Regions from separate parts of the Homo sapiens genome. Here region 1 is linked to region 2. A link is a contact called in ENCODE POLR2A ChIA-PET data. All regions are on one chromosome and are shown on one strand. The core of a region is the stretch at or near the end of the contact, and the rest is flanking DNA. Distances in the headings are between cores, read along the strand shown. Region 1 holds the start of COQ8A (coenzyme Q8A). Region 2 holds the start of DNM3OS (DNM3 opposite strand/antisense RNA).

The links. ChIA-PET counts read pairs that join two places held with the same protein, here RNA polymerase II (POLR2A).
Region 1: POLR2A ChIA-PET joins it to region 2 with 15 read pairs in activated CD4-positive, alpha-beta T cell. The contact joins the promoter of COQ8A here to the promoter of DNM3OS in region 2. POLR2A ChIA-PET finds 5 or more read pairs at or near these places in 2 of 52 experiments (CD8-positive, alpha-beta memory T cell and activated CD4-positive, alpha-beta T cell).

Annotation. Positions count from the first base shown.
Region 1 is chr1:226,938,838-226,941,801 of GRCh38, reverse strand. It overlaps COQ8A (coenzyme Q8A), which reads right to left and starts at 1,508. Exons shown (of 15, transcript NM_020247.5): 1 at 1,403-1,508. RefSeq lists silencers at 1,283-1,442, 1,493-1,802 and enhancers at 2,073-2,172, 2,363-2,412, 2,147-2,838.
Region 2 is chr1:172,143,252-172,146,224 of GRCh38, reverse strand. DNM3OS (DNM3 opposite strand/antisense RNA) reads left to right here and starts at 1,390. Exons shown (of 4, transcript NR_103486.1): 1 at 1,390-1,571; 2 at 1,788-1,860. All of the region lies in intron 14 of DNM3 (dynamin 3), which reads right to left. It overlaps MIR199A2 (microRNA 199a-2), which reads left to right and starts at 1,581; the gene lies at 1,581-1,690.

The DNA.
Region 1 (2,964 bases), core at 259-2,758, about 55 Mb before region 2:
TTGCCTGAGCCTTTTTTTTTTTTTTTTGAGATTGAGTCTCGCTCTGTTGCCCAGAGGGGAGTGCACTGGCGCCATCTTGGCTCACTGCAACCTCTGCCTCCCAGGTTCAAGCAATTCTCCCACCTCAGCCTCCTGAGTAGCTGGGATTATAGGCGCCCGCCACCACATCCGGCTAATTTTCGTATTTTTTTTTTTTCGGTAGAGACGGGGTTTCACCATTTTGGCCAGGCTGGTCTCGAACTCCTGACCTACGGTGATCCACCCGCCTCGGACTCCCAAAGTGCTGGGATTACAGGCGTGAGCCACCGCACCCAGCCGCCTGAGTCTTACAGATGCTGCTCCTGTAGCTCCCCTTTTGTCTCTCCTCGGGAGAAAGGCCTTCCTCCAAAAGAAGAGTCTCCCAAGAGCCCTCCTGCCAGGATGACCTACCCATCCACAGCGTGACAACTGGCAGGCTGGCATCAAGGAATGTTCAAATCCTTTGGCAATCAGGTAGGCCTGGCATGACCAGCTACTCAATCCTGTCACGTAGATCCAAGGCCCAAGTGAACGTGCACAAGTTTTTCAACAGGCTGTAGGCCCGACTCAGGCTGGAAGACTGCACACAAGCCTCTCACCCTTCAGGAACCTGACATCTCTCACCCAAATGGGGAGTCCCAACACCCAAACCTGCCCCTGCAGCACTCCCCATCGCCCAAAGAGGGTTTGGCAGAGGGGCTGTTACCTCTGTGCAATGGGTGAGAATGAGCCTCGGAAAGGTTCGAGTTTAGGGGAGTAAGCCCAAACCACTCACAAGACCCCCCAGAGTTTGGAGAAGAGGAAAGGCCAAAGAAAAGCGAAAGGAAGAAAGGATCAAAAAGGATCCCCTGTCCCAAGTTCACACAAAATTCCCACCTGCGAAGCCCAACAGCTGGCTCCAGCCAAGGAAGTCAAAGTTCTCACCCAAACCTGCAGCCAGCGGCAACGAGCCTAGAGCCCCAGACACACAGTGCAAGGGGGTCTGGGAGTGAAGAACAACATTATTAGAAAGCGAAGCATCAAAGCTGTATTGGCGACCAAAGGGCATGGGCAACGGGCATTCGGCAGCGGGAAGGCGGTCGGGCAAGCAGCGGGCGTGTTCCAGGGACCCAAGGCTCTGCACGTGGCCCTCGTCTCCTCCCCGAAGCAGGAACGAGGGGCTGAGGTGGACCCAGGGACGTGAGACGGCTGCAGAGGACCCACCCTGCAACTGAGGCGCCCCCACTGCGTCCGGACCTGAGGCTCGCGGCCAGCGAAACTCGCGGGGAAGCTGCGCTGTCACATGAAGAGAATGCAAGAAGGGCTGAGGTGGGTGTTGACCCCAGCTCTGGCCGCAGCCAGACGGCGCCTGGGCACGCGGCGGGCCGGCGGGTGGCAGCCTTACCTGGCTGCAGGAAGCTGGGATCCGCGGTCACCTTCTAGCCGCCTCCGCGCCCGCCTCTGCGCGCTGGCCACCGCGCTGACGCCCGCCACGCGCTCCGGATCTGTTTACCAACTCGCCCGCTCCGGGGGAGCCCCAGCTCACAAGCCCCGCCCCGCGGGCCGCTCCCATTGGCTGCACCGCCGTCCGCCTGCCGAATGCCGCTCTGCGCGTGGGAGCGTGCTCGGCCCGTGCTCCCGGCCCGTAGCCAATCGCGACCGAGAGCGGAGCAAGAGGAGCCAATGGGAGGCTACCTTAGCGGACAGGGCCCTCCTGTTCTCCTTTTCCCCACCTCCCGGCTACCTTTCTCTCTAGCAAACCGGGGCTGGAGGCCTGGCTTTGGAGTTGCTGGCCTGCGCGCATGCGCCTTGAGAACGGGAGCCTTTTTCACTGCGATGCAGTGTGCGTGGCCGCAAAGGCACCCCTGCGTGCTTGTTGCCTCCAGACTGGTGCTTGCTGGGCCTCTGCGCGGGCCTGGGAGGGGAGGCTGTGGACCAAGCAGACGCGACTGCGGGGCGTGGAGGGTGCCGCCGCTTTAAGGACCGGGCGATGCCTGTTCTTTGCTCCTCTCTATGTAGCAAGAGCCCCTTGCCCAGGGTCCACAAAAAGCACTCCGAGGAGGGGAAACGCGGCGGGCAAGGCCGCGCACTTCCACTTCCGGCCCTTCGGCCGGGGCCCTTCAGGCTAAGGATGCTTGTTTTGTGTGGCGCCATCCTCAAAACAGGAAGCCTCTGCCACCCGCGCCCCGAGGGTAGAGAGATAGTACCCTCACCGGAGTCGCTGTCCGCCCGCCGGTCTCGTCGGCGTGCAGGTGCCCGCAGTCGCTGACAGCCGGGGTTTTGGAGGGCGCGCAGCCAACACGGGATGGAGCTCGGGTGCAGCCCTCGGCGTCCCCGCCGAGCAGCCCTGGGAGGCACCGCCACCAGCAGCACGCAGATTTGCCCCGTCACTCCCTCCTTAACGAGAAAAGGAACGTATGAGCCAAAGTCGGCTCGACAATTTCCACTCAGATGACCCCAAACACTGGTCTGCAGCTCTGTTAATCGTTCTTGTGGAAAAAAGAAATAACAATTTAGTTTTTCATGAAATGAAATACTCAAGCCAAAGGATTGTTCCTTATTCTGAGCCTCCCCCCGCTTTTTTTTTTTTTTTTTTTTTGGTATTGTGAAACGAAAATTCACTCTGCCAAAAGGAAAAAAAATTAAACTGAAAGCTGAGTCATGCAACTGCCTTTCCTTTTGTTCCTAAGCAGATAGCTACAGATTAAAGGTGAAGTATCTCCACTCTATGTTCACCTTATCTTGTGTAAAGTGCCGATTTACTGAGCGCCAAATACATAACTGTTGCCCTACCTGCTCCCTTTATCGCAACATGTGGCTTCAATAATGTGAACATACCTTCCATCTTCCCCCTCCAGCCTGCTTTTCCCCTTTAAATATTGAAGCCCTCAAAATCATCTTTGGAGAAAGGCACAGACCTGTCTTCTGGGCGCGAGTCCTTCACCTTCGCAACATAAATTTCTAAAC
Region 2 (2,973 bases), core at 141-2,640:
ATACAATGCAGCGTATAAAAAAGAGATATATTTTTCTACTTCTAAAAAGTATTTCAGAAGGCCAGTGGAAATGAATTGCTTTGGCTGTACTTTCTTTAAAGAAGGCTAAGTTTCTTAGTCTGGTTGGTCAAATTAAATTTGGAAGCTACCTAGAAATTTTCTCACATTTTGATCTTCAGAAGGGCAATTAATCAAGCTCTTGTTTGAGGCGACTCTAGCTTTGATCAGAATCCTATGGAGGGAAAGTGAGAGAACTACATATTCAGAATATTCAAGAGTATATATAATTGAAAACAGCCACAACAGGGAAAGAAAAGTAGATGCCAGTGGGCTGATATCTTATAACCTTTGGTCAAGCGGTACTTGGCAAATTTCAACAGATTTAGTTAACCAGAGATAAAACTAAGCCACAGAATACCATGAAAACAAAACAAAAGTATCAAAACAGAATCAGGAATTACAAGTGAAAAACAATGCTATACCTAACAGCATGGATCTACCAGAGGCGATTTGTTAGAAGACCTGAGTCGTTGTTTCGTAGTGGATGCTTCAAACAAAAACTGTAACGTTTCTTTAGGTCAAACTATAGCACAGCATTCAGAGACCCAGCCAAAATAGCTGAGGGAAACTAGGAAGGCCACATGTGGAACTAATTACTCATGTAGAGGCCATGACAAAGAACATTTCTCCAGACTTTTCATGGGGGCTTCACTTTCAGGAAGTTGCTATAATTACTGTTCAAGTCTAGAGCAGCCTGCAAGCTGCTGACAGATTCAACAGACAGGAGAAGGAGGGAGAGAGAGAAGGAGAGAAAGAGAGAGAGAGCGGGAGGGAAGGAGGGAGGGAGGGAGAGAGAGGGAGGGAGAGGGGAAGAGGGGGAGAGAGAGAGAGAGAGAGAGACAGACAGACAGACAGACAGACAGAAACTTATCTGCCCTTTTTGACGAGTGAAATACCAGAAAATAAAGTGCCACAGGAAAGCTCAAAAAGGTTTCCAAATGAGCTCTGCCTTCCAGTGTTCAACTTTCTGTTTACTATTTCATCTACCCTCTATCTTCAAATTACTTCTCTAGCCTGGGTCAGACAGTAAATTTGTACTTCTACACTAACTCACTTTCAGTTGGCCACAGCCGAACTGTACATCTTGACTCTTTTTTTTTTACAGCTTTTCCATACTGGGGCCCACTTCCTGCCCAGTTGAGGAAAAAAATCTGGCCTGAAGATGAAATGACTGCTTAACGTTACACTAAAACATCTGGTACCATTTTATGCACAGACCCATGTCTGAGAGCAGGCGATTCTAGCGGTCTCTCCAGCGGCACAGCGCATACCCAAACCTCCCCAGGGTGACATCATCCCATATATGGACTCTCCAGCCCAGCCCTCCCCCTTTTCCTGGTCCTAAATTCATTGCCAGTTCCCCAGTCTGCAGCAAATGTGCCACGTCAAGACTGGAAATCACAGCCCTTGAGTGTGTCTCAGTCAGCGCAGCAGAATTCAGGGGGGAAAGCTGAATGCAACCCCTGGTGCAGGAAGGGAGGCTTTTCCTGAGGACCGGGAGAGGATTTTAAGTACATAGAAGGAAGCTTCTGGAGATCCTGCTCCGTCGCCCCAGTGTTCAGACTACCTGTTCAGGACAATGCCGTTGTACAGTAGTCTGCACATTGGTTAGACTGGGCAAGGGAGAGCAACGCCATGGACCGCTGGGGACAAAATGGGCTGTTTCCAAGGAGAAGACATTTGTTTGCTCCTTTTTTGAATCTCATATCCAGTGTTTTTCTTCACAGGTTTTGCACACTAGGGACCAAGAAGCCCTCGGGGACACTGCTGAGAAAAGACTGCCGAAGGGAAGACCAGCGGGTAAGGCCTTCTTGACTGCTCACCTGGTCTGTGACCAAGGGAACCTAGGTGGGGAGCCCATGATTTGTGTTAACATGCAAGGGAAACAGAGGTACATGTGTGATGGGTAGAGATGTATTTAATTTTAAAAGAGCAAAAGTGTGTGGTATATAGCGATTTACTGTTTTTTTTTTTTTTATTTCTGAAGATTGATAATTCAAGTGTTTTCTTAAAGGTTTTCCCACTTCAAAATGAAATATGAAAAAACTCATTCCAGACACTTAAGAATAGTTTAATGAGGCTACTTTTGAATTGTTTAATAATAATTCAAAGATTTAAAAACTTATATGGATGAAGGCTGTATGTATAACTTTTAACATCCCAGGACTGAAGTCATTTTTCCCCAAAGTAAAGAATACTTGCTGGTTTTTAAATGCTATATGGATAGTGCTTTTCTGAAGATTTCCTTCTGTAATATAAACAACAGGAATAATAGTACCTAACAATAAAAGAAGAACCTGCCAAGTCTTGCCTACCAGACAATGCAGATGGGATTTGCCCAGAGAAGAGCACCGACCCACAACTTATTGAGTCAGCAACTGAGTAAATCAGGGAATAAAAACCTCTATCTTTAGATACCCCTGTAAATATCTGTTTTACATTTTTTTTAAATCAAAGAGTGGTTAATAATTGCTGCTCAGCTGAGCCCTCTTGCCTATAGCTTACAATGCTTCCACTTCTCTGAGCATTTAAAATAAGGCACTTTGTCTAGAAACCCACTGATAAAAAAGGAATTTGTAAACGAAGGCAGAAGTTTTCTTTGGTCAGTTTCCAGCTGTCCTGGAGGTGAAAGAGGGTGGGAGAGGGGGAGGAAGGTGGGAGGGAAGAAAACCCTCAAGCTGAATGAAATCCTAATAGAGAAAATAATAGAGCAAGTCTGGATTGCAATGTGATCTGTGCTGAACTTTAGAGGTCGGCCCCTTAAAGAAAGTTCTGGAAAAATGTTATTGCCTCATCCCTAATTTTCTTAACCCCCATTAATTTCTATTCCGAAACAATTCTATATAATGAAAACATCTCTTCTACAGGGTTTGTGAAAAATAAACATAATCTCTTTTGTCCTCCTTTAAAGTT